Linked DNA regions of Mus musculus: all the other regions are linked to region 6. Evidence: chromatin loops called from intact Hi-C (ENCODE). Cell type or tissue: heart. All regions are shown on one strand. Links, peaks and the distances in the headings refer to the core of each region. The heading gives the core; the rest is flanking DNA.

The links. Peaks named below come from ENCODE experiments on the same cell type or tissue, not always from the same donor. Only the 100,000 strongest peaks of a DNase experiment are listed, where the experiment ranks them.
Region 1: a loop joins it to region 6, with 10 times the contacts of the local background. A loop is called at or near these places in 8 of 42 quality-filtered maps.
Region 2: a loop joins it to region 6, with 14 times the contacts of the local background. A loop is called at or near these places in 20 of 42 quality-filtered maps.
Region 3: a loop joins it to region 6, with 8 times the contacts of the local background. A loop is called at or near these places in 5 of 42 quality-filtered maps.
Region 4: it touches region 6 in a loop (3-fold over the local background); 10 of 42 quality-filtered maps call a loop at or near these places.
Region 5: a loop joins it to region 6, with 6 times the contacts of the local background. A loop is called at or near these places in 17 of 42 quality-filtered maps.
Region 7: it touches region 6 in a loop (13-fold over the local background); 18 of 42 quality-filtered maps call a loop at or near these places.

The regions. Positions count from the first base shown.
Region 1 is chr8:114,931,215-114,935,523 of GRCm38, forward strand. The region is part of intron 8 of Wwox (WW domain-containing oxidoreductase); the gene reads left to right. Among named protein-coding and RNA genes, the nearest start is that of Gm39257, 28 kb to the right of the region's middle. In heart, for the core only: a CTCF peak has its summit at 2,233 (motif pointing right); no DNase peak of the experiment used is centred there.
Region 2 is chr8:114,769,224-114,773,532 of GRCm38, forward strand. All of the region lies in intron 8 of Wwox (WW domain-containing oxidoreductase), which reads left to right. Among named protein-coding and RNA genes, the nearest start is that of Gm16118, 63 kb to the left of the region's middle. In heart, for the core only: no CTCF peak of the experiment used is centred there; a DNase peak (open chromatin) is centred at 2,378; H3K27ac peaks cover 235 bases.
Region 3 is chr8:116,142,116-116,146,424 of GRCm38, forward strand. No RefSeq gene overlaps it. Among named protein-coding and RNA genes, the nearest start is that of Gm31225, 46 kb to the right of the region's middle. In heart, for the core only: a CTCF peak has its summit at 2,351; a DNase peak (open chromatin) is centred at 2,276; H3K27me3 peaks cover 405 bases.
Region 4 is chr8:115,157,538-115,161,846 of GRCm38, forward strand. All of the region lies in intron 8 of Wwox (WW domain-containing oxidoreductase), which reads left to right. Among named protein-coding and RNA genes, the nearest start is that of Gm39257, 200 kb to the left of the region's middle. In heart, for the core only: a CTCF peak has its summit at 2,551; DNase peaks (open chromatin) are centred at 1,494, 1,924, 2,674, 2,734 and 2 weaker places; H3K4me3 peaks cover 1,830 bases; H3K27ac peaks cover 1,929 bases.
Region 5 is chr8:116,437,240-116,441,548 of GRCm38, forward strand. No RefSeq gene overlaps it. Among named protein-coding and RNA genes, the nearest start is that of Dynlrb2, 66 kb to the right of the region's middle. In heart, for the core only: a CTCF peak has its summit at 1,901 (motif pointing left); a DNase peak (open chromatin) is centred at 1,802; H3K27me3 peaks cover 1,725 bases.
Region 6 is chr8:115,707,633-115,711,941 of GRCm38, forward strand. No RefSeq gene overlaps it. Among named protein-coding and RNA genes, the nearest start is that of Maf, 2.9 kb to the left of the region's middle. In heart, for the core only: a CTCF peak has its summit at 1,981 (motif pointing left); DNase peaks (open chromatin) are centred at 319 and 1,979; H3K4me3 peaks cover 1,781 bases; H3K27ac peaks cover 1,092 bases; H3K27me3 peaks cover 1,066 bases.
Region 7 is chr8:114,539,284-114,543,592 of GRCm38, forward strand. All of the region lies in intron 5 of Wwox (WW domain-containing oxidoreductase), which reads left to right. Among named protein-coding and RNA genes, the nearest start is that of Gm16116, 55 kb to the right of the region's middle. In heart, for the core only: a CTCF peak has its summit at 2,041 (motif pointing right); no DNase peak of the experiment used is centred there; H3K27me3 peaks cover 823 bases.

The DNA.
Region 1 (4,309 bases), core at 124-4,123, 780 kb before region 6:
ATTTCTGAGTTCGAGGCCAGCCTGGTGTACAGAGTCAGTTCCAGGACAGTCAGGGCTACACAGAGAAACCCTGTCTCAAAAAACCAAAAGAGAGAGAGAGAGAGAGAGGCGAGGAGGGTTTTGTTTTCTTTTTTCTTTTTTTCTTTTCTTTTTTTTCTTAACTTAAAAAAAAATGTGGTACAGTCATTTACCATTTGAGCCACTTACTGGTGGATGCTTTGGTGGCAAAGGGGACAGCCAGTGCTGTAGTATGAACATCACGTGACACAGGGCATCCAATGGTGAACTTGGTCCTGAAGTTACCAGCCACCGGTCTCAACTCGCAAGATGCCTTTCAGCCTATGGTAGGAAGGAGCAGTCTGAGGCTTGTGTATTTATGTTGAAGCACAGGCAGCTGTTTCTTTGGGGGCAATTAGCTGACCTCTTTGAGCCTCTATGTCTGTCTATCTTGGACCCATCATTTCCCTCCTTTGCATCGGATGATCTGAACCTGGAGTCAGTGGGTACCACACAGGGCAACTCGTCACAGCCCCATCTCTCTCTGTTGTAACCCTCTGTGATGGTTAAATGCTAGCTGACCACCCATCTCTCTCTCTCTCTCTCTCTCTCTCTCTCTCTCGTGAGTCTGCACTTTCCTATCCTTGATTTTACGTGTATGTGCCCCTGAGTGCAGTACCTGAAGAGACCAGAAGAGATCTCTTGGAAATGACGTACAGGCAGTTGTGAGCTACTTCACTGGGTGTCGGGAGCCAACCATGAGTTTTCTCAAAGAGCAGTACAGTGCTCTTAACTGCCGGGCCGTTGCTCCCGTCCCGGCTTGACCTTCTGTAACCATGACTCAGGATGTATGCAGCACCTGCAAAGGCTGACAGGTTCTGGGGGGTCCCTCAGCAACTCATTGGAGACCCATGGGCCGATGCGAGAGGAGCAGCCCAACTCCTTAGTATCTGTCGCCACTCTCAGAACTTCTAATCCATAGAAGCCATGTGAGGTTTCCATCCATTGGGAGATGCGCACAAGTGGTTAAAATTAGTCATGCATTCTTGGTCCGCTGCTGCAGGAAGGGTGTCTTCGCCCGTGAGAGCGATTATGACATGTTAAAACGGGGTAATGGTAAGCAGACAGTCCGAGGGGCTGCAGGGCAAGCTCTGCAAACGCTCTGTTTATTTTCTCCCCATTGACTTTTCTCTTTCAGGCTCAACCACGAGTGCATTAACTCGGAAAATAAACCAAGCCTGAGCGAGTTCAGAGCGTTGACATTGTGTGCCTTCTTTTGCAGCCTGCACCCGCTTCTTTTATTTGGCTTTTAAATGGCCTCTTCTTCCTCTAAAACTCAACCTGCCCCGCCGTTTTGTTTTGTTTTTGTCTTTTTCTTCTTCTTCTTCTTTTTAAGTGGAAAGTCCTCCCCTCCCCCAGACTGGCCGGTATTCTTCCAGTTCATTCTCCTGTGACTTAGAAACACAGCGTGGATTCTGAGGTCACTTTTGCAAGCTGGCGAGTCAGCTGATGGAGTCCCTTATTCCCTTCAACACAGCAGTGGTTCTCCGTGTTAGAGAAAAGCCTGTGATTTCTCTTGGACATTCAAACTCTGGGTGCTTGGATTTTGCAAAGAGGTATTCACATTCAGTTGGCCGGCCTCTAAAACTGTATGTGGGGTTTCATCTCTGTGTGCTTCTCAATGCGTATTTACATTTATTAGACATGGTCCTGCCCATTACTTTATAACCACCATTGCTTCTGGCCCTAGCTGACAAACGTGCTCTATATGGACAAAAACACAAACAAACAAACAAACAAACAAACAAAACAAACAAAAACTCCCAAAGCTTAGAAGAGTCAACTGGATTTCTTTTGAGAGGGTTTGGGAAAATGGTGGGTGTGGCTATGCAGATGAGCTGCATCCCAAGCTCTGTCTGTTGCTGTTCCTCCGTAGTTTATCATCATCTGTCAATCAGACGACTCCACTCCATATGAATTTGTAACCTGAGAGGCACTGGTACTGTGTAGCTTACCACTTCTTGGGAGAGTTTCAAACACTTAAAATAAGAGAAAAGGGAGTGATATTGTCTGGGATCATCCATGCAAAACACATGAATATTTATTTGTGTAATTTACTCCAGCTCCTTCCTTGTAAGAATTTTGCATAATGCCACAAACACTGGCCCCGGTGTGTTACTGTTAGGTGCATCAAGTTTGAGAACAAGGCCCTATTCTTGCAATTCTGGTATGTCACCACCAGGTGGCAATAGTGCATCCTGATGAAGGAACACTGCCCCTCAAACTGTGGTATTTATTTACTTTGACCATAAACCTAATCAATGTTTATATATAGGAATACATTTTTTTTTTAAAGTAAGCTTGCTTGTCTTGTTAGCACAGTTAGTTCTTCTATAAAATACACTGTGGTGTGTGTGTGTGTGTGTGTGTGTGTGTGTGGGGTGTTGTATGAGGGAGGTGTTTGAACCAGCATGAATCTAGCAGAAGATATCTCTCTACCTTGTTCCCTGTGATGGGCTGTCTTCAGCAGCATGTGACAGTGGGCCACAGGGATTCTCCTGTCTCCGTCCCCTACAGTGTTAGGATTACTGACTCAGACGCTTGGGTTTAAGTAGCTTCGGGGAGTTGGAACGCAGGTCTTCATGCTTGGCAGAAATCACTGTTACTGCTGAGCCATTTTGCAGACCCCCAAATACAGAGTTTTTTTGTTTGTTTGCTTGCATTTTGTTTTGTTTTTGTTGGTTGCTTGGTTGGTTGGTTTCAGCTTGTTGTTGTTTTTGAGACAGGTTCTCACTATGTAATTCTGGTGCTGTCCTGGAACTTCCTCTATAGACCAGGCTGGTCTAGAACCCACAGAGACCCACCTCCTAAGGGCTGGGACTAAAGGCATGCACCACCATACCACACCTGGTACTAAAATACATTTGTGTGTGTGTGTGGGGGGGGGGGTACTCACACATACATACCATGTGTGTGCCCAAAATACATGTTAGAGTTTCCTTGGGTTCTAATTCTCCCGTTTGAAGCTTTTTTTACTTCTCTCCCTTAACATTTCATTTGCCTACTTGGAAGAAGCCTAAAGTAGGAACCATGGCACTTGTGTAAATCCCTAGGAATACCGGTGGAAACAAACAACCCACCACCACCACCACCACCATTACCACCCTCCTCACCCTGTCCAGGGAACAGACATCCTCAAGGGCTCTTTGAGCAACTCCTGAGTGTTTGCTGTTTCGGCAAAAGTCTTGGGTTTTTTTTTTTTTTTTTTTTTTTTTTCGAGACAGTGTTTCTCTGTATTGCCCTGGCTGTCCTGGAACTCACTTTGTAGACCAGGCTGGCCTCGAACTCGGAACTCAAGAGATCCACCTGCCTCTGCCTCCCGAGTGCTGGGATTAAAGGTGTGCGCCACCACGCCCGGCTTGTTTCGGCAAAGTCTATGCCTCAGCTCTCCCATCTGGCCCATCACGGAGCCACTCAACAGTAAGGGCCTGGATACTCAGGACCACCTGCAGCTGGTCTTCTCCAGCCTCTCCCCCTCCATCCCCCCCTCCATCCCCCCCCTCCATCCCCCCCTCCATCCCCCCCCCCCCCAGAGCCCGCCATCCGCCTTTTATAACTACTGAGGAAGAAAGAAGTTCAGGCAGGCACAGAGTCGGGCCAGGGTCACCTGGAGTCGTCTAGGACCTTATTAGAGCTCTGACTTACATTAAGAAAAGGTCAGCATCCTCCTCTTGGTGTCCGTAAGCTGATGGAGGGAGAGGCTAAGGAGGTATAGCTTCCATAATCTTGCTGAGATACCCGGTTGCTCTTGTAAACTAGGGTTCAGGGAGATTAGACAGGTAGTCCAGGTAAGGCTAGGCCAGGATTCACAAGCTGATATTTCTTGGGGCATTGCTCTGACCACATAAAAATCTTGGAATTGGAAGTACCTGGAACCTCCAGATAAAAACCCACCTTAGATAATAATCTCCACTTCTGAGAACATGCAAGAATAAGAACGCAGGCAAGCTTGCTCTTCTCAAGCGGTGACTGACAGCTGGGAGGTTTGCCTTTTGAGTACCATCCACCGCAGAGTCCCTTGGTGTCATACCCAGGGGTGTCCTTCCCCAGAGTCATGGTTGAAAGGAACTGAGGTTCTGTCAGGTTCGGGGCTGTGCTGGGTACCAGTGATACTTGTTGGACTGGAGAGATGGGCCCTGTCCTCCTAGGAAGAAGGCATCCACTTCTGATACTGTGATAAAATAGCCCCATGAAAGCAACTTAAGAGAGAAAAGCATTTGTCTTATAATTTCAGGTTCATTATTACAGGGAA
Region 2 (4,309 bases), core at 91-4,090, 940 kb before region 6:
CCTCAGCTACTCAGCAGCAGTAATGTGGAGTAGGAAAAGGAGATTCCTACATGGCACTGGTTGAAGACCCCATTTAATTCACATAAAACTCTAGGTCTGAACAAGAATGACTTCCTTGAACATATACAAGGATGTGTATGTGTGTGCGTGTATACACACACACACACACACACACACACACACACACACACACAGTTGAAAACAAAATCAAAGGTGTTTTTGGAATGATACCTGTGTGTGGTAAGAAGGCAGGCACTTGGTTCTGATATCTCTGTCAGTGGAAACACTATGGGGGTTTTGGTAAATTTCATTGCAGGTTTTGGTAAATTTCACTGACGACATCCTGCCTTCCACAGTGGCCCACAGACAACCAGTGAAAACTCGGCCATACCTTCAGCGTAACCTAAAGGGATGAGGAGGAGATATTCTCTGAGAACTAGGAAGCCGGCTGCTGATCTCAGCCAGCTTTGCCTTCTGACCGTATTCTAGGTGTTAGGCTGGCTCACAACCCCCCCCCCCCCAACAGTGGTCCTCAGGTTCAGCTGGACATCAGAGTCACCTGGGGACTTCTTATAGAGCAGCGATGCTCCAGGATAATTGCATCCGGATCTCCAGGGAGCTGGGGAGCAGGAGAGGAAAGCAGTCAGGGTGAAACCCGCTTTAATCAGAATTTTCATCACTAGCTGCCGATCTGAAAGAAGGAAAGCTGAGTGAGAACCCTTTGGAAAAGTAAATCCAGGGCCCTGCTGAACCCAGGTCTCCAGAGACCAGCACTGCACCCCGCTTCGTCTTGGTGTTTATTTGTTTACTCTTGTGATTTGGTTAGTTCATTTTTTTTTTGTTCTCCTCCTTTAATCAGGGAAATGTGACTTGCCCTGGAACTTTGCAGAGCCATCCGCCCCTAGCCTTCCATGGCCTCCTTTATCTTACCAGCTGAATGGATACAGAACACTTTTGCCATGTAAGCCATCCATGTAAGGTGTGTGTGATCCAGTTGCTTTAGTACATCTACAACCTCAGAACATCTAATTAGCTCTAAAAATCATCCTGCATCCTTAGACACCTCAATCACACCACACACACACACACACACACACACACACACACACACACGGCCCTAGGCAGTGGTTAATTTCCTTCCTGTCTGTAAGGACTTGCCTGCTGTGGGCACCTCGGAAAAATGGAGTTATAGTGTCCATGGTGTTCTGTGTGTTTTCATTCACTTGGTATCCTGATTTCAAATTTTTCTTGTTAACAGCTTCTACTAATACCATTTTATTTTATTTTATTTTATTTTGTTTTGTTTTATTTTATTTTTGAATGCTATTCGATGGTAGGGATGCATCCATGTCCTGTTTGTCCGTTCATCACCTGGTGAGCATGTTTACCTCCGCCCCCGTGAACTTTCACCTTGTCAGTATCATCTCCATCTGACAGATATCTTGAAATACTTTACATCGGAAGCAAAACGTGATTAGCAACGCTGGAAACTGTGGCTCTTTTCACTCCACAACTGAGGTGCGAGCGACCTTGAACCATTACCGATGTTGCTTCTCCGTCAATGAAGGAGCGAGGGGCGCTCATCCATTCCCGACTTCTTCTCTCCTTCCCAAGGTGGCCAGAGGTGAAGGGAGGGTGTTTCCAGAGAAAAGGAGGGGCTCCTTTAAGATCAGCGCGAGGCCGTCAGTATTGTTTGCGTGATTAATGAGTCCATGGTGCCGAAGCTCTCATTTAATGTATCTGCGCCTTCTAAGAACATTTCGTTTCGTGCGCTTCGACTGGGTTTGAGATTTATGAGGCCTAACTTGCAAGCGATGTGCGCCCGGATTAAGGGAACCTGAGACTGTCTATTTATGTCTGACCCGAGGAAATTCCCTGTAAGCTGCTTATCGGAGGCGCTTGCTAAGGGCATGATGGGAAGATGGAGTCCTTTGGTCCCTGGTAAAATCTGGGATCTGCTCTCTTGCGTTTTCATAGTGCATTCAGAAAGTAAGTCCACCTGTGTGTATCTGCCCGATGATCCACTGGGATAAATTTAGTTTTAAAATACATATACTCTGCGACTCTCTGTTTGACTGCAAATGCGACTCTCAATTCGACTCCAAATACCAACTCTTCTGGGTACATGCATGTTTAATTCTTCGTTGTCAAACACCATGTCTGATCAAGGTGATTTTGAAGAATTTAATGCAACTCTTTACTCTCCATCTATTAAAACACGCATGGACTGAACTCTTCCTATCTGCTTTTTTTTTTCTTTCTTTGAAACTTTTTTTCACACTGTAACAATTAGGTGTCTCTAAAATCTTGTGAGAAGTGCACGCATTTACTGTTTCTCCACCAGGGGGCACTGTGGTTCGGCTGCCCATTTAAACAGCCGGTCTTCTATCCGTTTACCAGAAAATACACAGAAGGAATCCTATCTGGACGCAAACAGATGTCAACTCTTTCTCCGCACTAGCAAGCGGTAGTGTTGTCAAGTTTGTTAAACTTAGCTCGCTGGAGATTAACATGCAATGTATAATGTGCATGTGCCTAACTGTATAATAAATAGTAAATCACATTTTTATGCTTTCTCTGAACTTGGAGGCTTGCAAGTTATTATTTTTTTATTCCCTGGGTGTGATGAAATAAATAACCTTAAAATACATTTTAAAGATGTCAGTCAGGGAGGGGAAAAAAGTGCTTGGCACCGGTATTTGATAGATTTCTTTTGTGATTAATTCTCTTGTTGAGTTTTAATGACTTTAAAGATGTAAAAGCTAGAAACTACAAAACTAGACATGGTTAATAAATAACCAGAATAGCAGGTGTGGAGAGACACATCTGTGGGAAACTGAAATAAAATGTATCTCTAGGTTGTATTTGGAAATAGCTCTTTGGGGGGGGGGGGAGGGAGTTTTAAAACAGTGAACAGCAAGGTTGCTTTTATTTTTTTCCAGAAAAATTCTTTCAGAGAGTGTTCTCTAAAACCCACACATGTACACTGAATTATTTTATGACCTAATGTTTATTAGCGAGATCCATGTCTTGAAACGCATATGTCTTCCTGGAATTTTTGGAAAGTATTCACAAACATCTTCTGGTATTTTTTTTTTCATGCCTCTTTACCCAGCTCCCTTTCCTGGCTCTAATGCAAAGTGCTTTGCTGATGAACTGCCTTTAACAGGCCCAGAGAGCTGGGCCATTCCAGAAAACAGAATTGTGTGGACTGTGTTTCAGTAATACTATCATTTTCCCCCCTTCCTTGGACACTCAGAATTTATGAACTATGACCCAGTTTATCCTGAGAAGCTCTCTGTGGATCCAGGAGGGTGGAAGAATGGATGCCGGTCTCCAGACAGCAAATATAAGGCCCTTCACAGGGCCTTTTGCCTTGTCCCAGATGTGTAAAGCTCCTGTCACCCTATTGGAAGGCTGGATCCAGCCCATTAGCTCCACCCCCACCCCTCACCCCTACCCTGTCACAGGCAGTGCTGGGGTATTGACTTTCCTAGAACATTTCAACTTGAGTTCTTAAGCCCAGCAGTTTATAAACCAAACACACATTAATTAATATGAATAATGACTTGGAAGAGTCACAGGCCCCCAGAAGAAGAATGTATAAATGGACATATTTGCACATATGCTTTTGTGTCCAAAAGGAGATAAATGGTGTGTTGAACACAATCCCGTCTCCTCCGTGAAGGGCTATTATTGTCCCCGTTTTTTTTTTTTTTTTTTTTTTTTTTTTCCGACTCCCCCAAGTACAATAGGCCAGGCACATTTCACACAAGGCAGCTTCCCGCCCCAATCTCCAGAACTTCAAAGTTAAAAGATCTTTAAAAATAAATAAATAAATAACCAACACAGGTCTTATTTTTGAAAGCTCTGGATTGTAAATGAAGTCTAATTATCTACCTTCCCCGTGGCTGGAGGGAGGAGGCAGACAGAATATTCTGCCCTTCTCTTTGTATTATTTCCTTCTAAATGAACACACTTGCCAAGTGTTCAAGGCGACTTCTGCCACTACTGCACCTTATCTAAGTAGCCTGCTTTCTAGAAGGAAGGCAGGCAGCATCCTGCCAGGCAGACCCTTGTCCAGTGACTTTCCTATCAGCCCTGTTCTGGATAAGAGCAGCATAAATAAGCTCACACACACACACACACACACACATACACACACACACACACACACACACACACACACACACACACACACACACACTCCTTTCCCTGGAAAATCATCTTCTCTTTTTAAGGATCTGGGATGGGGGGTTTAGCTCAGAAGCCAGTGAATGTGAGCATTAATATCCAAGCCCAGAGAATC
Region 3 (4,309 bases), core at 183-4,182, 430 kb after region 6:
ACTGAAAACACCTGAACTGAATCTCTAACTGCCCAAGATCCATCAATCTATCTATCTATCCATGTGTATATCCATCCAGTCAGCCTTCTACCAACCTTCAGTCTATCCATCTCTCAATATGGCCATCTACCCATCCATCCATCCATCCATCCATCCATCCATCCATCCATCCATCTATCCATCCATCCACTCATCCATCCATTCTTCCACTCAACCAATGGCTCATACCCATCTATCCATCCATCCATCCATCCATCCATCCATCCATGAATCCATCCATGGAGACTTACTGAGCTTATTTTAGTAGCTGGGATTTCACAGTGAGCCCAACAGACACAATGTCTGCCTCTCCACATTCTTGGTTGCAGAGGGTCATTTGAGTAATTAAGAAGCTGATAGCACCACAGGAATGATATAAGAGGAGTTCAAGGTACAGAGAGAGAGAGAGAGAGAGAGAGAGAGAGAGAGAGAGAGAGAGAGAGAGAGAGAGAGAGAGAGAGAGAGAGAGAGAGAGAGAAAGAGAGAGAGAGAGAGAGAGAGAGAGAGAACAGGCAACATACACATAGCTCAGTCTTGGACTCACTGGTCACAGTTTCTCCTTCTCTCTCCCCCTTCTTTCCAAGAAGAATCGACCTTGTAAAAGAATCATGGCACTGGGCAGGTTGGGAGAGTGGAAAGAAAAGAAGATTCAAATATTCACTGAGCACAGACTGCATACCAGACATGGGTCATGGTGCCTGCCACTTAACAGACATCCCTTCGATTAGTGTTCACAGGATGCAAGAGAACAGAGGCCCAGTGTAATTAAGCTGCTCACCCAGGGGCTCAAAGATGGTCCAGGCTTTCTCTGATTCTAGTTCCCTACATCTTTGCTTTCTTCCAAGAGTTCCCTCTTCCATGCCTCTTGTGAGTACGTACTACAAGAGGGAAGGTCAAGAGGCAGGGACAAAATTCTCAGAGCTTGGGGCAGAGGATAAACAAAGAGGCCTTTGATTCTTCTTGTCCATCAGAGACAAGGTCTGGGAATAGCTCAGCTACGGGTGGCCTCAGGGGTCATAGAGCCCCAGTGTAGCCACCTCACTCTAGTCCAAAGCATACAGTCTTCCTGCAGTGTTGACTCCCTCTGACTCAGACATCTGAGACTCCAGGACAGATCCCTGAGGTAGGCCTGATTCTAAGCCCCTTCTAACCCTCAAGGTTCCCTAAGACAAGGAAAGTGTTACCTAAGGGCCTATACACTCACAGACACACACACAGATACACATACATACCACAAACACACACATACTACACACACCACAAACACACACATACACACACACAACACATACACCACAAACACACACACTACTCACACACATACACACACCACACACACACCCCACAAACACACACATAAACACACATACCATACACACCACAAACACACATACACACACACAATACACACACCGCAAGCACACATACCACTCATACACATACACACATCCCACATCACACACACTCCACAAACATATACATATTATACACACCACAAACACACACATACATATGCACACTACACACACCACAAACACACACACATGCCACTCATATACACACACCCTGCTCCACACACAGACATAAACACACACACACACACACACACACACACACACACATGCACACACGCACACACACACATACTGTGCAGTGTGAGAATCAAAGTCCCTAGGGACTTTGTCAGCTCTCAGCTCTTACTTATCCACACCCTGACTGTGGAATGGAACGTTCCTGGAGATGGGGTCAGAGGGTACAGAGTGAGGCCTTCACCTGAACCTGGAGGGGCTGAAAGCTGCTTCCATCCGAGCTCTGCTGGGATTTCCTTTACACTGCCCCAGCTCTGGGTCTCTTTTCTCACTATTTTTACTCATGTAAATGTGGCTCAGATCCCTGCCAACACGCTCCGCGTGTAATGTTGTTTAATAACTCCAGCCACCTCCATGAAATATTCATTATTCTCCTCTCCGTTGGAGTGTTCACCCAGGTTCCCAGAAATTTCTCTAGCTCTTGTTTTCAAGACAGCCCCCTAGCAGGAGAGCCCTGCGGGAGGGCCTGGACTCCCCATCTGAGGCTGACTGAGGAACTTGGGGTGCCTCCAGAGATTAAGGCCAAGGGCTCACCTTTGCTGGTTTCTCAGGGTAGAACCTACAGGGCTCCAAACAGTGTGCAGGAGCAGGATGAGTCAGCCCCCACTCCAGGGAAGGGAGCAACCTTTCGTTTTCAGATGAGCATCCGGCTTACTCAGCTGCAGTAGGCAGGCATCAGGACTTGGCTTCTGACACCTAGGCAAAGAGCGCCGCCTGTTGAATGCTGGCAATATGTGTTTCCTCCAGAGCTCCGGGCTGGACCCTGGGCTTCCTGCAGGGTCTCCTGAGCCCCCTCCAGTCAAAAAGGGGAAAGCAGGTTGCTCTCCACTGTATAGATTTTTTTGCTGACCATGCATGAAATAAGGCTAAAGCCCTGGATAGATTTTGCAAGCTAGAGAAAAAGGAGTCTACTTGTGATAGCCTATCAGATGATTAGGGATTCTCTATCTCTCTTTCTGTCTCCCCTCTCCCCTCTTTCTTCTTCCTGTCTTTCCTCCTATATATCTCTCTGTCTCTCTGTCTCTCTCTCTCTCCATAAGAGACATCCCACACTCTCTGTGGGTACCATTGGAGTTAATTTATTGAAGTAGGGTTAAAAAAACAAAGAAAAGAGTGACCACATGCGCAAGAGAGTCAACCTAGCATCCCAAAGTGGACCCATCTGAAGCATCCGCCTATGGATGAAAACCTTGAAAGAAAACCTCCCACACAGCCAGTCATGCCTCCAAGGGAAACTAAACCATGTCCTGCCATCTCTCCCCTCAGGTCACTCCTACCACCTCCACCTGTCAGTGGGCAACATACACATGGAACCATCCATTGGACATCGTGTTCCTGTGCCCTGAAGTCTACTTCCTATGATGCACTCCTTCTGGCACTGTTATGAACCACACTTCTCATAAATGGGGGGAGAGGGGCAAGATCATATAACTGGGGACAAGAGACATGTTGCAAACCACTGAATTCGTCCTTGGCATTTTTGTAATCAAATAAGGATTAGCAAAAAGTCAGTCATCAGCCAGAGGGTACACAGCAGGGATACCCTTGTATCAGAAGACAAGGTTCCTTCAGTGCCTGCCACAGAGTACAGAGGACTCAGCACCTGACCAGGACCTAAAATGTGGTTACCACGTATCATGCCACAGAATCCCCGGAGCAAGCTTTTCACTACGATCCTTGATGTACATCCCTGTTTGCTGGCATCTCCATTACTTAGCACAGCAATTTTACACTGTGTTCTCATCCCAAAAGAAAAAAAACATGGAAATCATGGGGCTGGAGAGATGACTCAAAGTGTGAGAGTGATTTCAGGGCCATCAGGAGGTCTTGAGTTCAGGTCCCAAGACATAAATGAAGAACCAAAGTGTGGCACCACATACACCTACAACCCCAGTGTTGCTGGGGACAGGGGCTTTGCTGACCTAGCTGAGCTCTAGATTCAGTGAGAGATCTTATTAGGAACAAAGGAATAAGGTAAAGAATGATAGAGGCTCTTCTCTGGCCTCTGCTTGCCTATGTAGGTGTATGCATGCACATAGACAAGAGGATACATGTACATACACACACACACACACACACACTGAAATAACTTATCAAGCTCTGATTCTCTCACTGCATATGATGGAGCTCAGTAAGATGAAATATGGAAGATTTCATAGTACCGGTTCCTTATAGAATATCCCATGATAGAAGGCATCTATTGGTCACACACCTGGGTTTTAGAACTAGATGGGCCAGGATTGCATGTTCACCCCTAGCACTTAGGAATGTTGTTGGTTTGAATGTGAAGTGTCCCGAAAGGCTAACATATTTGAACAGTTGGTTCCAGGTAGTAAAGCCAATTGAGAAGGTTATAGAACCGTTAGGAGGCACAGTCACTATGGGAAGTCAGTCACTGGGACCTGCTAGTTTTCTCTCTCTGTTCCTGAGTGTATATGAAATGTGACCAGCCAGCTTCTGGCTACTGCCACTGTGCCATCCCTGCCTGATGCCATGTGACCCACCCTGATGAACTGTATCCCCTGGAACTGTAAGCCAAAAGTAAACCCTTTCTCCTTTAAGTTGCTTTGCCGGGTTGCTTTTATCACAGCACCAGGAAACTAACTAATGTAGTTGCCTTTAGATCAATGGCTTTCAACCTGTGGGCCAAAAGTGCCAGCCTGGGTTCAAGTCTCAGATAT
Region 4 (4,309 bases), core at 167-4,166, 550 kb before region 6:
CCAACAATGTCCATGTCATAATGCCCAGATCCTGTTGAGTATCTTAAGATTGCAAACAGGGAACTGAAGTGACAGAAGAAACGAAGGTCGCTCACCTGCCGACCTTCAGCGTGGGAGATGATTCTCAATGGCCTGGTGGGCCAGATTTTCTCACCAGTTTCCTACAGTGGGGAAGAGAGATGCTGTTGAATCACAGGGAATTGCACAGGCAAAGGATTAGACTGGACCTCATCAGCTCTGCAGATGGAGGGAGGGGCATGTGCTAAGAAAGGCCAGTAACTTCTAGAAGCCAAAAGAGGCCGTGAACCAGATTCTCTCCTATGCCTTCTATCAGGAGCCTGATTCCCAGATACATGGATTTAAGGATACATTTGGACTCCTGACCACTTCGATCATAAAGAGCAGAGTTGCCTTGAGCATCTAAATTTGGGTGTATTCCTTACGGCAGCAAAGGCTAACTAACACCCGCTCAAGCCATTCCCTTGAAACTTTTCTCTGTCTTCTACAGGCCCTCAGAGCACCACGTACCCATTCTTCTCGCAACAGCCTGTCCTGTCACACTTAAGGTGTGTGGTAGGACAGCTTAATTACGTACGGCCTGTCTCCTCATTAGGTGTGGGCAGGAACAGTGTGTGGCTCACTCTCCTATTCCCAGGACCCACCACCGCCCAAGGGCTCAAGAGCAGCTCAGAGAGTATTTGTAGAATGAATAAATGCATGAGGGAGTCAATGAATACATTAATTAATTAATCTGTAGGAGAAAGAAGGGCAAGCCACCATCAACTTTAATTAAGTGCATATCCCATGTCCAGGGCCAGTGAGGGGGCTACAGAATTCCAGGAACCAGATCTGCCCAGTGACAAGCTGGCAGCCTTGCCCTCTCTCTCAAGACAAAGGCCTCCCACCCCTTCCATCCAGGATACAATGGGCTGCTCTTCTACCCTCCCCCTCCCAATCTCAGCGGGAGAGTCAGGCTGAATATTTCTTTAAGGGATGCTGTTGAGTTTTCTTCCGGGGGAGCAAAGGATTTGTAGAAAAACCCAGCGTGTAACTTGAGTGTTCCGTGTAGCCAGATATCGGTGCCAAGCTAAATTTGTGTGTGCAGCTTCTGTTTAAGGCAATTATATAGTGTATAATACCCAGTAGAGAAATTAAGTCCAAGTACATTTTGCCCACAGAGATTATCCTCTCAGTTGGATTTATTTTAAACAACTTTTTGCCCCTTATACATTAAGACGCATGCAATAAATCACTTATGTAATAAACTGCAGTATATTATGTGGAAAAAAATGAGCGAGTGGCGTGTGTGTGTGTGTGGGGGGGGTGGCTTCCAGTGGAGCCAGACCTCAGGCATGAAGAGAGAGGAGGGGAAGGGACTTGGAAGGAGGGGGCCGCTGCACCAGAGGAACTTGGAGAGGCTACAAATGGAAGCATCTCCACAGCGAACCTCAGGCTGCTGCTGGAGGGAGCTGGTTATGTAATGACTGCGGCAGTGGGGCTCCAGAGAAACTTTTTCCAGCTCGGCTTTTCCAGAGCATCCTCCCAGCTAATGTTCATTACCGGGGGTGGGGGTGGGGGTGGGGGTGTTCAGAATTAGGCTGGAGGCTGGAGGAAGGGAGATGGAGGATGGGAGTTTGTATTAAAGATGAGAAAACAGAGATGAGAGCTTTCTGTTTAGCAGCTCTTGGGTGAGCCCTCCATCCAGACGCTGAATGATTGCTCTTCATTGTAAATACCAATGGCCATCATCTATCCCGCAGAGGGGGGGTCTCAGGAAAACGGGGGGGGGCGTGCTTTACGAGAAGTAGCAGCAAATGCGTTCGGTAGCAGGCCACCGGGCTTCCGGAGTGTCTAGTATACACCAGCATGCTGTTCGTTCTGTATCCGAATTTCTAATCTCACAGGCGTCTTATGCTTTTCTGAGCCAAGTCCAACAACTTTCGCCGGGGTAGCCTCCAGCGATGAGGATTCCTGTTAGCAGAAAAATGACTGTGAGCTCCGACTTCGAGCAGGGCCTCGAGTATTTACCTAGTTGAGGCTTCCCAAATGCACTACCAGAGGGCACTATGATTAGTCCCATTTCTCAAAAGTGTAAACTGAGGTTTTTTTCCTTTTGTTTTGTTTTGTTTTTTTTTTTTTAACAAAAATCTGCCCCCAAGTTCTCTCCATCTGGAAGGAAAAGAGCCAGGGTTCATGCCAAGACCCATCTGGCTCCCAAATGCTTTCTGGCAATCACCAAGTTATACAACCAATTCTAGATGCGGATCCGAGAAATAACTTCATGGTGAGACTTGCCAAGGGAGGCTGCTTGCCTCCTTCCTGCAGGAACACATTGCAGCTCACAAATCTACGCCGGCTAGAAAAAAGAAAACCAATACTGCTCAGAAAAAACGCTTGCAAACTTCCCGGCAGAAAGCCCCCTGTTCACCGTGGTGTGCCTGCCACCGGGGAGTGGAAGTTGAGGGGTGGGGGTGGGGGGGCACGAAGCACGGTCAGAAGCTAGGAGTTTCCGGCTGAAGAACCTCCTTCCAGAGCCCCTAGAGGAGAGCAGAGGAGCCGCTCCAATTTCCATGTGCGCCTTTCTCTAACTTTGAGAGCCCAATAAAACCCAGAGTGCTGGGTAGGAATCAGAGGCTGCTAAGCTGCTTGTAATTTACGATTTAGCGTCGCACAGTATAAAAATAGGCAGTGAAACTGAAAGGCAATCAAGTCTATTGTCACCAGGAATGGGACGTGATCTGACATCCGCCGCTGCCGAGAGCCCGCTGTGTACTGGGAATGTAGTGTATATGGTTTCATTTTATCTCGACATCCCTGGAGTCTGGCCCCTGTCATTTATCTGTTCCCGAGTTACAAAGCGCCCCACGTGCTACTAGTAGACAACAACCAATGCATTTTTTTGTTTTTGTTTTTATTAAATCCCATCATTTTCTGGCTCAATTTTTTGGGGGGGGGGGTAGGGATTGCTTTGTCTCTCAATCTGTTGGCTATGGGGCAAAGGTCACGGGGTGATTGGTGGGTGGGCTAGCCCATAATTACCTTTCTTACTGCATGAGTGGCTAAGTGGGGGGCTCCGCCTCTGGCTTCTTTAGCGTGGTGGTCTTAGAGAGGTTGGATCTTGTAGGGCGTACACCTCATAGCTGCCATGGCAAGGTCTTCTCCGACTGACCTTGGACATCACAGGAAGCCACTTCCTCTCACCATATGAGGAGACCTTATAGTGAGTTTACCATCCCTGGCACACTGGGATTCAATGCAGGGGGACATAAGGCTCTACTTCCTGGTGGGAAGACTATTGAAGAACTTGTAGCTGCATTTTGTAAGCCATCTGGGTGTCTGTGGTCTGCATCCTCTTTGTCCCCATAGCAGATCCTTCTAAGAGATAAGGACCCTGATTTTGTTTGACCGGGTCCCAGTGCTAACCCAGGGTGACTCAGCTAGCTTCTAGCTGCCACCTCAGGGTCAGGGCTGCTCACTTCATGGAGGTCAGGAAGCAGCAAGACGGGGGATGGCGCTGGGACAGGGGTCAGAGTCAGGGTGTGACCTTCAAAGCCATGCTCCCTAGTATCTGCCTAGCCCAAGTAGGTCTAATCTTCTAGTCTCTTTTGCTTCCCCATAAAGTTGTCAAAGTATGAATCGATCAGTGAATTAGCCTGATGATTAAGCCAGCCAGAGCCGTTAATGATCCAATTATTTTCCGAAGCTCCACCTCTGAGTATTATTTTGGGACCACGCCTTCAAAGCAAGAGCTGTTTGAACAGTACCTACTACCTCAACTGTAACATAGCGTTCACTCCAAACTGCCTTTCGCTCACAGAAGTCTTGAGACTTTGGGGCTCATTAACAAATCAATTAAAGTGTCTGGCAACACAAAAATCATAAACCAGAATCCTGGATTCTCCTTCAAGAAGAATTCCCGGGGTTAACAGAGAATCCATTCATGTCTGCCAGTCCGGCTTTGACTCTTTCTCATTTTCCATTGGCCCAGGGGTGTAGGAATGGTGCTGAAAAGTACTCAGGGGCAGACAAAACTGCGGTTAAAGGCAGCCCTCCTCGGCACTCTGCCCTCCCCCACCCCCCCCCCCACCTCTACTTAGCTTTACTGGTTTCTATTATAACCCACCCAGCAAAGGACAGCATGGGCCGGTGAACATGGGTCAGCATTCTGATGGCTGTGGGCCCTCAGCCTGTGTGTTCCCCACCCCTCTTAAATATCCTTTTGAATCCCATACATTATGTTAGGTCTGCCCGACTTCTGTTTATACGGCAGCAAAGCGGGGACGGCTTGGATTTTGGAAGTTTCGCGGGA
Region 5 (4,309 bases), core at 196-4,195, 730 kb after region 6:
TCCAGACTGAAGAGTGTGGTGGGGGAAAGCAGAGAGAAAGACACACACCTGTTAGTACTGCACACCCATCCACACCTTGAGACTAGCACGTCTTTCCATTGTAGGGTCACACTGAAGAATTAGCAGCCCAGCATCACCACTGGGGTCTTGTGTCCTCACCAAGTTCATCATCGTTGCTATACTCTGAATGATACCTATCTCTACTATTCTCATACCCAGTTCAAGGGTACCATTCAGATCTCTACTCTCTTCCTTCTTCAAGGCTAGCTGCTTAGTCCCTTGTTCTCTCTTGTAATGAAGGTTCCCCTTTGATTACATCAGACATTGATTCAGGTACCTAACATACAATATCTCATTTATATATCATAGCAAATCAATGTATACATTGGGTGTTCCCATTTTATAGATGAGGCAAGTTGGGGCCTGAACGATTAAATAACCATCCAGATTACACAGCAAATAAATGGCAGTGCCAGGTATCAAGCCCACCATACTGATGCCTTGTTGATTCCCTTGCTGACTTTCTGATGAATGGCAGGTAACATCTGAGCAGATATGTCTAGGGGTCTAGGCAGTGGGAGAGAGAAGAAAAGGCTAGCTCAGGAAGAGAATAGCCTGGTCTCCCAAGAAGGCACTGAGACATGGGTTGTTACTGAGGAATGATGTTGCTCTTGTTCAATATTAGGCTGAGTTTTAGGAAAACGTGCCTTTAGGGGAGGTTGCGTTTGGATGCTACCAACATCATTTTTTTGGTACTGAACCAGGTGGCTTTGCTCATTGCATTTCTGCCAGTTCTCTTTGTGCCTTAAATACTGATGGAAGCAAGGGCTAGGAACAGGTCAGGAGGGCAGGGCTCCAGAACCATGGCCCTGAGAAGGTCTTTTCTGGAGACCAGGAACATCAGGAAAAGAATTTGGGCTTCGGGTTCCCTGTCATCTCTCTCTCTTACCTGGAAGCTGTATCTGCTGACATCACTAAAACTCAGGTCACCTAGCTGGACATTCCTCAGTTGGGCCGGCTGAACTGAGTTTATCCACCATCATGCCCTGTCCAAGTTCTGGCTGAGCACCTCCATGGCATTCCATCCCCAGAGACACAATCCTGCTGTATAGACACTGTGGGCTCTCTCTCTCTCTCTCTCTCTCTCTCTCTCTCTCACACACACACACACACACACACACACACACACACATACACACAAGCTCATGCTTCCTCTCTCTTCTGTTCTCTTATGAAATACATAGTAAACTTTTCTCTAAAACTCACCTTCCATGATCTATGAATTTCTTATAACTCGCAAGACAAGAACCTGAAGTCACTGGTTCAGGGTGGCTTTGGAGGCTGTTGGGTTTTCCAGGATCCCAGGTCCCTAAGTCAAGCTCACCAACAACTGAAAATGGTTCTGTCAAACTCAAAGGCATCCCTCAAATTCTCCATATCACATATACCACGGGGAGGGGGTGTGCAGTTCTATTCTAAATTCTATTCTATTCACTCCAGGGGACTTTAGATAAGGAAGCAAGATGAGAGACATGGAAGCCAGGTGGATCTCACACCCTAGTTGTTAGAGTCCTGCGTGGACACAGGGACATCACTCTCCAAAATCACCCTGGCACTACCAGCAAATGACAGCTTGTTCATCTAGAAGTGACAAGAGACCCTTTCCCTGGGCCAATTCTCGATGCATTCTCTATGTCTACACGGGTGTTGGACGACTGCAGAGAAACTGGTGATATTCCACTCACATCCTAAAGATGGGGACTCTGTGAACTGCCAAAGCCCTCTGCCTGAGTAGAGAAAGCTGCCTGACAGAAGGATGCTGGACGCTGAAACCAGGAAGAGTTGGTACATGTTGGATCATGACAAAGGAAACATCGCCACCTGGTGGCCCCAGGAGAGATACGCCACTCTCCTGGCCCATTGTCTCCTGGGGGCACAAAGTTAACTTAGCCAAAAGAAGTTTAAAGAGCTTAGGAAAGGAAGGTGGGCTGAACGCTATATGGAAAGGGCCAAAGGGGAGGGAAAGACTTTCCCTGTTCCCTCCTGCCTGGTCTGCAGCTGGTGGACAGCAACGTAGCACTGAGAATAAGGTCGTCCTAAGTGTGGGTCATCCTGGAAAGGGCAGAGCATTGCTTACTTTGCATGATGCGCCTGCCCTTGAATTCACACTGAAGGTCCTTTTGGTGTCCATGGGAACACAATGGAGATTTCAAGACCCAGAGAAGGGAAAAGAAAACCTTCTGCTGTGTTGTTGTTGGTAACAGCAAAAGCCAAATAAGAGATCAAGAGAGGATAATGGTAGGTGAGTGGGTAGACACAGTGTAGGAAGGCCTTACCCTTGGGCTGGAGAGATGGCTCAGTCAGCAAAGTGCTTGCCACATGAGCATGAGGACCTGAGTTCAAAGCCCAGAGCTCGAACATGGTGGCACATGCTTATAATCCTAGCACTGGGGATGTGGAGATTCCCGGGGCTCACTAGCTGTCAGCCAAGCTGCATCGAGCAGTTCCAGGACAAGTTAGAGAGACTAGCTCAAACCCCAAGATGGTTGGCCTCCTGAGGAATGACTCTGAAGGCTGACTTCTGGCCTCCACTTGTACATGCACATACATGCACATACGTGCACATACACACACATACATGCACATACATTTATGTGTACTCGAACACTTGTATACCCATGCATTCACTCAGAGAAACTATCATGACAAAATTCATCATCTTGCTTGCTAACTAAAAATCATTTTTAAAAAATGAACAAAAGCAGCTGATATTTGCCTGTCATTATGCATGCATTAATGAACAGTTAGTAATTAACTAATTAACACAGTAATAATAGATCGCTGAATGATCACTTCAGATGAGCCCTCGCGGCAATCCCCTATAGAAATAAAGGGAAATAAAATGTTATTGTCTGCACCTTGCAGATGACCAAGCTGAGTCCCCAGAAACGAATGCACCTACCCTGGGCTGGGTCCCTTCCACACAGAAGGCCTGGAGCCAGGTGCAGAAGGCTGCCTACCCCAGCCTCACGCTCTGAATGATGCCTCCAGTCTGCTTTTTTTATAAGATGGTCCATTTGCACTGGACACACATGGCATGCCTCTTACAACACATGTACTTTAGACTGGAAAGCTGTCTCACAGGTTGGGAATACATACCGTTCTTGTAGAGGATGCAAATTCAGTTCCCAGCACCCACTTTGCATGGTTCACAATCATCCATAACTCCAGTTCCAGGGGGGATCTCATGTCTCTGGCCTCTGAAGACACCTGCACTCACACGAGGTAACCAACCTGGAAGAGCTATTGCTAATCGTTGCTAATCGTATCATGGAGCCCTGGCTAAACCTTAGGGTGACGTCATTAGCGTGATGCATTTTGGAAGCTAATTAGTTTTAGGTATGGTCTAGAGTGTGCGCACACACACACATACACACACACACACACACTATGGAAGATGGGCTTGAATGCACCATGCCATACTGACTATCACTGATCCTACCAGGGAGTGCCATATACCTGCCAGGGTCCTGTTTTTATAGGATGTGATACTTGCAGCTGAGGGGCCCAGGGGGTAGCCAGTGCCCAGATCCTGGATGGCCCCCTGTGTGTGCTAGTCAGACAGAGGTGGGTTGCCTGAGCCCTTCCAGAGCAGGCAGTAACAACTGAAGAAACTGTTGGGCAGTGTGAGAGTTGCCAGGAGAGAGGGAAGGAATGCACAAACGGACCAGGAGAGAACAGAGCAGGGGTTAGTCAGTGAGGAGCCAGAAAGAAAGACCCGCAAGCCCTCATCATCAGAAGGCTCTGGAGACCTGTCAAGTCTTCAGGGCCAAGTGCCTCAGATCTCAGGCTGAGCACTAACAGAAGCCACTGTCAAAGGCTGTGGAGTCTCATGCCACAAGCAGACACAGGGACTATAATATTAGAGAGTGGCTGCCCTTACCTGCCTACTCTGCCGCTTGGTGCTGTCAGACACCAAAGGAGACATGACTGAAAAGCTTCTTCTGCACACCCAGGATTTCTGTCCAGGTAGAGCTGGCCAATCAAAACAGCCTCTATACATCAAAGTGATGCATGCTGGGGTCGGCTTTCTTCCATATCTGAGAGTGGTTGCCTCCTTCCTGCAGCATGAAGGATTCGTGAGGAGGACTTCTGAAAGCAGAGGTGACAGCTGGTGTCAACGTGGCGAAGCTTTACCTGGCCAAGCACTTCACAGTCCACAGAACTCTGGAGTTCATGATCCCTTAGGGTAGCTATGACTGCCCTGTGAGGGCTGAGGCTAGAGAACTCTGACTTTGGTTCAGTAGTT
Region 6 (4,309 bases), core at 194-4,193:
CCCCCACTTTTTTTCTTTTGGTTTTGGTTTTTCTTTTCTTTTCTTTTTTTCTTTCTTATTATTTTTTTAAAGCAAAATTGCAAGTCCTGGGCCAAGGCAAAGCCGAGAGCAAAAGGGTTGGGGGGAGAGGCCGAGCGGACGAGCAGCCCGAGCTACAGCTCCAAGATGAAAAGAGATTTTAAAGCCTCTGATCCCAGCGAGAAGAGTTTAAAGCAATTGCTGAGTTTTATAGCACCCGTGACGTCAGGCTCAAATGGGAAATTGACTGGCACTCTCCGCCAATGGGAGGCGGCGAGAGCGGCAGCGATTAGCATAATAGTATAGAAACAAGGAAACTTTTCGGAGCTGTCAATCACAGCCCAATCAGCTGACTGTCAGCTGGGACAGGTTTGCTTAACCCTTGCGGCGCTGCTACTGGGGCGCAGCCAGGGAGCAACACCCCCCACCACCGGCCGGTGCGAAGTTTAGTGCACCAGGGGACAGAGTTTACTAAAAGGGCGGCTGGAATCCGGTAGGACCCGGGAGGATGGTTTGCTTTCCTCGGAGTTCGAGAGAGGCCTGCCCGGCTGAACCGCAGCTCTCATGCTGCAGAGATCCGCCAGAACTCCCCTGTCCCCTGCCGGTCCCGCACCCTGACAACGTGCATTTATTTGTCTTGCAGTTTTCGATCTTTGATCCATCCTCTGCATCTTTCGTGGCTGTTGATGGGGGTAGCCGAGTGCTTTCCTTCCTTGAATCTGACGCTCCAGGGGCCCAACTTGACTGAACTCTTTGTCCCTCTCTGCAAGTGAGGTGATCAGATGGGGGCGCCAAGGGTGCGGGGACCCAGAATGCGCGCGGGGATCAGTGAGCAGTGCGCCTGCACTTTTTTTTTTTTTTTTGATTTCACGCGGAGAAGAAAACCAGTATAACTCTTGAAAAAGCAGGGGGCTTAAAGTATATAGGGACTAGCTGCCCCCTAGCATCTTCTGTCCTTGGAGGGACAGACAGAATGATGGTGCCAGCAAGTTGTTCTGGGACACTTTAAGCCTGAGCCTGATCATCCCGGCTCAACCCTCAGCCTCAGGACTCTAGAATGGAGTTTGGCTTTTGAGAAATATTCATATTCATTTTCTCCTCTCTCCTCTCTCCTCTCTCCTCTCTCCTCTCTTCTCTCTTCTCTCTTCTCTCTCTCTCTCTCTCTCTCTCTCTCTCTCTCTCCCCCCCCCCGCCGTTTCTCTTCTCTCCCCTCTACAATCCACCACCTTTTCCATTTATGAAACCTGAATCCTGCTTGAGATGCCCCCCCCCATACACCCTGACCATACCATTCTCACCATTATGAAATCTGAACCCTGTTTATCAGGGTCCGGAGCGTCTTTGCACTCCCACCTCGCTTAATTATTTGGTATTTAGAACTTGGTGGTGAAGGGCGGGGGGGGGGGGGGAAGCGGGGGCAGTACCCCAGAGCCCTCCCGGCTCCTCTCCAAGGGTTAAATTTTAAACCAATATTTTCCCCCACCTCCGGACAAGTCCGGAAACCCAGATTGGGGGTGGGGTAAGGTTGCCCCCCTCCCGTTGCAAATGCTAATAACCGGTTCAGTTTTCTACACTGATTGATTCTTCCAAAGCTATGCAAAAATATTGGGGGGGGGTGGGCATAGAAAAAAAAAGAAAAGAAACTAACAACTCGTTTCTAAGATTTTAAAGCGATAGGCAAGTCAGAAGAGTGGAGGCTGAATCTGGGAAAGCAGGGTTGTCTGAAACCACCTTACATTTGCAAGACTGTTCTCACCTGCTTGGAAATTGGGACTCTTGACTCCTTCGAATAATGAAATGCATCTGGTGTTGATTGTATTTGTTTTAACCATATTGGGGGTATCTATGAGGGTGTCCCCCGCCCCCCCCCCAAAAAAAAGAATCAAAAAGACTGCAAAAGAATCCCGAGTAAAAACTATTGTTGGATAGAGTTGGTTTTTACCTCAACAGCGCCACCTTTCGGCAAAGCTTAGTTGAAAATTGATCTCATTCTGGTTTGAGACGCTGATTTCCTAGTGTGGAAAGAGGCAAGAGGCACAAGAAAGCTAGTTGGATCACAGTGGGGGAAGCCAACCTTGCAGGGAAGGGCCTCCAGACACTGCGAGCAGGTGCTGAAATTTTTTTTCTCTCAGGCTTCCTTTCGTGGCTTGGGAAGAGGTCCACAGACAGTCTTCAGAGAATGTTATTCTGGCTGAGAGACCTGTGCCTGTTGATGTCATGTAACAAGGACCCAGGCTCTTTCAAAGGGCTGGCAAGGCTTTCCAACCCGATTTGTGGCAATAACGATTGAGTTAAAAAGTTCCTTGGAATCCAGTGATAGAGGAGACATCTTTCCTAAGCAAAGTTACTGCTGTGGCTTAAAATTGTTTATCTGAAAGGTAATTCTCAGAAAATCCTGACTTCGGACACTTAAGTCATATATTAAGCCAGCTTCGTGAACATTGCACCTAAGTGTGGTCTCAAACCCGCCCCTAGCATTCTTGGCTGTTTAGAAAGAGGCCTTAGGTGTCACTGCCTGCCTCGGGACACCAGATTAGACCAGTGTTCATTTCTCATCCACAAACTCTGGCACCCCTTTTGGTAGACACCCTGGGAGACGTGTAGAGACATCCTCGTTCTAAAGGGCCTGCTGGTCTTTTTCTAGACACGCCATTCTTCTTGCACTGTTAACTGCAGAGCTCTTTATAAGGGTGACTTGGGCTTTATAGGAATGTTTGGTTACGGTAGCATGAGCTATGTTTAGATCCAGATTGGGGAAGAAAGAGTGAAGACTATGTCAATACTGAGGTGACCTAAGAGACTTCTCTCTTCGTTTTCCTCCGTTTAAACTAGATTTTACCTTGCAGTGAAGTTAAGGGATTCTAGTGTACATTCGAAGGGGAAGGCAGTGTTTAAGATCACACAAATGTCCTGCTGGTTAGCCATGGTTTTCTAGGTCTTTCTAAAAATTATTAACCACAGATGCCTAAAGCTTATGTTTTTGCGTATATGAACATGTGTCTTTAGAAACCATTCACTTTTATGATAATTTTTAGACATGAAGGTTTTGTTAAACACTATAAAGTATACTCCCTGCCTTTCAAAAAAAATGTATGTTTTGGGCCAGAAACATGGAGATGGCTATATTTATAAATAGGCACCATCTCATAAACAAAAATTGCTGCTGATGGAGAGCATGCCCTATAGCTCCATGGCCACCCAACCAATTATCGCAAATATGTACTCTTTCTGGACACTCAGGGGCCATGTGTGGCTAGTTAACTATCATTAGCTACACATTTTTCCCCCAGTTTATTTTTCATTCTTGCTATTGTTAGCCGTAGCATTTTTTTTCCTCTTTTTTTCAGAGACTTTTACAACCTCCCACTTTTGTTGGAAGGAAAAAGAGAGAGGAGGTCAGAAATATTTTCTAAAGAAAGCTGGAGTGCTTTCAGGCTTAGCACTTAGGTCCCATCGTTTGCCCCCCTTACTGCATTGTTTAGTGATGCGCAGGAGGTGTCTAAACATTTACAGTTTGCTGTTAGCAGCGTTTCTTTGATAACAATTGCAAGCACTCATTTTAATTTAGCACCATTCAGGTTTGCGATTCCCCACAATTACAGCAGGCCACAGTGCTTGCGACTTCTTTGCTTACACTGTTTGTTTCGCTTTTAGCCAAGCCAACCTAATCCAAATACAAATCGGAACCCCGGCTCTCAGATAGACTTCAGCTTCCTCAGCCAGCTCTATGCAGTGATTTAGAAACCATGCGCTTGTCATTATTGACCAGTTCAACCCGGTAACATTAAAGTTCCTGCAAGCAATGAATATTTATAAAACGGCTTGGATGGGAAGGAGAGCCCTGGGCTGGCCGTGTAAGAAGGCTCAAAAAAGCGTCAGAAAACACAACCATAACTTCAGGTTGATATATATGTAGCTTCATGTAAAGCTGAAGGTGTAGAAGGCCCTTTGTGTCTAAGTTGCAAAGATTGGGAGCTAAAAGGAATATGTTTTTTTTTTTTCCTCTCCCTGATCTTGAGTTACTACTGCTCAAATGTATCACGTTTAAATCAGTCATACAGACTCTGAAGTGAACAGGATGTAGCTGGAAGCTTCTGAGGGCTTTGTTTATGTGCAAGCTGATTTAACGGTGCCGAGCTAACCGGTGTCCACTAAATTTCAGTAGGAACCCGACTCCATTGATCTGAGGCAGAGTTCTGGAGAGGGCTTGAGTGATAAGACATGCTCAGTTCCTAGGTCTAGTGTTAGATAAATCCTTTTAGCCGTCTTCACTTAGCAGGGTAAGTAAATC
Region 7 (4,309 bases), core at 236-4,235, 1.2 Mb before region 6:
CACCCCCACTTCCTCCCCTTGTTCATAACCTCAGTCACTTCTTCTGGAACAGTCTCGCCTGTGCATTTGTTGTGATTATTAACCCTCTTAGTCGTTCAGATTAACGGGTTTCTTCCTGTCTGTCCATCACTTTGAATTACATCCCATGCTCTGGGTCTCATAATTTGATTAACTTCCGTAGCCTGTGTCAAATAGTAACATATTGTCCCCTTTCTCCACCCATGTCTTCAAAAAAGCAAATGACTGTGCCCCTGCCATCACAGTCCCTGCTAGTTCTGCATGGAAAGAACAGATACACAGTAATAGAAAGAAAAAAAGAAAAAAAAAAAAAAGAACCCCCACAACATAGAGCAAAGCAAAAGAAAACTCAGCATTTTGGGTTCTTGTGCAATGGAAGACCATGCAGACCATTTGGCGGTGATCTCTTCGCAAGCTGTCTTCAGGTCTCCTTCACCCATGGGACGAGTGGGTTCCTGAGCCTTCAGAGGTGAACCTTCTGAGGTACGATGTCCAAATTCTGCACTCCAGGCTGGACTTTAAATTATAACTCAGTTTGCACCATGCAAACCATGCTGCCTCCCGTGACCTAGGAGAAGGGTGGCTACAACGTTGAGTCTCCATCTCTGACATAATAGGCCTTCTGTCGGAAAATCCGACCACTCTCGGCAACGCAGCAGAATCAGCTGCACTAACCTTAATGAAAGCTCCTTGCTCTGCCTAGGAGCTGCTAAAAGGAAGAAGGAGTGTACTCCGCACCAGGATCTTGTGACTTGCTGTCGTGTAGCTGAGGTTTCGCTGTTACGCCACTCTGGTGGACAACAGCAGGTAACAGATGTGTGCACCCAGTCTCATTCATTGTCACACCTGAGTAGGGGAGGAAGGCCACGCCTGGCTGCGCTGTGGTCTCTGCAAATGGGCACACGGACCAAAAGGTTGTGGCAGTGTGTCAAAGGAAAAGGGAGGTGTTTGTACTGACCAGCAGGCGTGCTCTGTTGAGAGCTGCTCCCAGATGGTGGGTCCCTTACACGCGACAGACCTGCAGCCTACGCACATTTGCCTTCTGAAGGCTTAAAGAGAAATGACTTTGGATGCAATGATATTATTATTATTATTGTCATTATCATTATTGTTATTATTGTTATTTTGATGTGTCTGTGCTTATGTCTCTATGCATGTGTGCATGTGTATGTGTGTGTGCATGTCTGCGTGTCTGCGTGTGTGTGTGTGTGTTGTGTTGTGTGTGTGTGTGTGTGTGTGTGTGTGTGTGTTTATGTAGGTCACAGGACAACTTAGTAGTTCTTTTTCTCCTTCCGCTGTGGACTCTGAGGATTGAACTCAGTTCTCAGGGCTTCTGTGACCAGTGCCTTTACCACCTCGCTGACCAACAGCGAACACGTAATATTAGTCAGATGTCTTCTTCTATTCACCTCTATTAGTTTGAGGTCCCTTCCTGTCATCATCCTCCCTGCTCTTACTTTTGATCTGTTTGCAGTCACTGCCGAATGACCAATTAACAGTGCTAAGTAATTGTTTAGTCCGTTGGAGGCTCAGTCTTGACCAGTTTTCATCTCCCACACCCAACATTTAGCTTTCGTGAGTTGGACGCTTCAAGATGACAGAATTCCTAGTTGAATGTTAACAATCTTTCACGGCACTTGCTGGGATTCTGTCATTCGAGCTCAGTATTACCTGGGGATCCGAGGCACGTGTGTTGCTGCCAATGTGTATGTCTGTGCCTCGATTCTGTCTACCACCTTTTTCACCCATCAGTCACTGGGATGGTTGTGGCCAGGGGAACCTAGAACTGTTGGCTCACTTTGAATGTGTCCGTTGTGGAAGTCAAGGTCGTGGCTTTCCTCTGTGGAGTCATTGGCTTTAATCTGTGGTTAACTTTGTTTACCCACTGGACCCAAATGTGTGCTCTTTTTGTACTTTTGAACAAAAGCAAGGGCAAATGAGGAGTCACCTGGGTTGACACAAACCCTGGCACAGTCAAATGGGTGGAACCTTAGGCATCTCTATATTTTATTTCACCACAAGATGTCGCTAGGACACCATACCAGCGTGGCCAGTAGGTCATCTCTCTGGCAAAGAGACAGTCATCAAAGGCCACCTGGCTCTGGCCACAGAGAAATCCTATCAAAGCAACAGGAGGACACTGTCAGGGACGCTGGGATGCCATCTCTTGGAGCCTTTATGAAAGAAGACAGGGCATGGGACAGAAGAAGTTCATCTCAGAGACCAAAGTATCCAATCAGCCCAGATGCTACTTTTATTAGGTGAGGTAGCAGGTGACCCAGAGAAGACATCAGGATAGATTGTGTCTCTGAGTGAAAGTTCGTATTTTATTCTTTTAGATAAGTCACAATTTCAGGTTATCTAAAAAGTAGACATTTTAGCATTTTTAAACTTGATTTTTTTTGGGAGGGCCAGCCCATTAACACAACAAGGTAATCATCCATTAACAGATGTATCATTGAGGTGTGATATAAGTCTCTTCTCCATTCTAGACATATGGGAAAAGTTGTGTGAGCCTGGAGCTGTGGTGGCTTTTATTGCTTAGTAGCTCTGCATCAACTCTGAAGTGTTTGAACCTTTCGTGATACTCATGGATAAACTCAAATCTAAGCTGGGAATGGGGACACACACCCACAGTCCTAGGACTTGGGGGGCTACAGTAGGAGGATTGGAAGTCAGAGGCCAGCTTGGGTCATACTTTGAGACTCTGTCTCAAAATAAATGGCAACGCAGAAGACAGTCAAATGTAGCAAGCATTGCCTGCCCTTATTCTTGTCATTGGGCCACTGTTATCCTCATTTATGCCAGGACTGGTTTGCATTGAGATGTTTGCTGTCTGTCCCTGGAGTACCTGCATGCCCCAGTTTTATAGCCCTGTAGCTATTTCCCACACCTGATCCACGTCTTCTTAATTTGGTTAGATTTAATAGACCAATAGGGATAAACATCGATTTTCCATGGCAAGAGTGAAGTTAACTATCATACTGTCGATACTTAGAAAGTTTTCATAAATCTGTTTCAAGGAAGAAGACTCGGGGGCGGGCGGATTCCCAAGCTCCTTATCATTGACCAAATCGCTCGTTTTAAGCTGGAGTTAAGAATTAAGGGGCTGGAGAGATGGTTCCGTGGTTAAGAACACTTGCTGCTGTTACACAGGACCCGAGTTCAGTTCCCAGCACCTGCATGGTGACTCACATCAGTTCTAGGAGATGGGATGCGACTTCCAGCATGCACCTGCACGTTCATGGGCAGCACACTCACATGCACAGAATAAAATGAAATATTTTCAAAATTATGTCTTTTTTCTTACTCAAACGGAGGCCCTACGTCTACATTGTTCTTTATAGCTTATAATTTAAATCATCTCTAATTGGTCAGAAACTTGGTATTTCTCTATAACCTAATTGTTGGCTTTCCAGAGCATAGGCCAAGTGTTTCTATTTGCAGCGTCTTTTGGTTTCAGAGTCTGAACCTAAATCCTGCGTTTTGGCTTAGTTAATTCTGCAGTTTTAGTGTCCTTAGCTCACGTGAGCCACGAGCCTGCAGGGCACACATACATGTAAGCCACAAGCCTGCAGACCCCATGGAATCCTACACAGCTTCACTTTAGGGCCACTGGCCTGTGTTGTAATCCCAGTGCATGGGAGAGTTAGAAGCAGGAGGATTGAGTCTGATGCCAGTCTGGGCTGAACATAGTGAGGGAGGCCTTGCTTCCTGAAACCAACCAACCAACCAACCAACCAACCAACCAATCAACCAACCAACCAACCAACCAACCGTCAAACAATCTAACCCTTTCCCTTCCCTTTTTTGGTCCTGGCTGCTCCATTTTTTCTTCCCCCCCCTAAGAGCAGCGTCTCAGCCCCTCTCTTGATTTGTTCTTTCTAGTTCAGTGTGGCCCATTCTATCCAATATAGAGATTCATGGGAAATGTTGGAACCAGAGTGAGACACGTACTTGGAAGGTCTAAAATCACGTTTAGAATGTCCCAGTGAACCTCAGAAAGGCCTGGTTCTGTAGGCTCAATGTCGCCGTGGTGTGTGCCGGAAGGGAACAGGGTTGTAGTGTTCATACTGGCACCAGCTTTGAGTGGACCACATTCCTGGCAGCCGGCCTTGGAAAACCATTTGAAATTTTAAACATGGGAATTGAAGAAAAGGGAAGCCGATATTGCATTTCTGTTACACTGGTGAATATATTTATCTCATCATTCACTGGGCTACTCACCATGTTGATTCAAGTTAAAGCTTTCCAGGGAGAGTACTGTCCCCTGTAGAGTGACCGTTTCTAA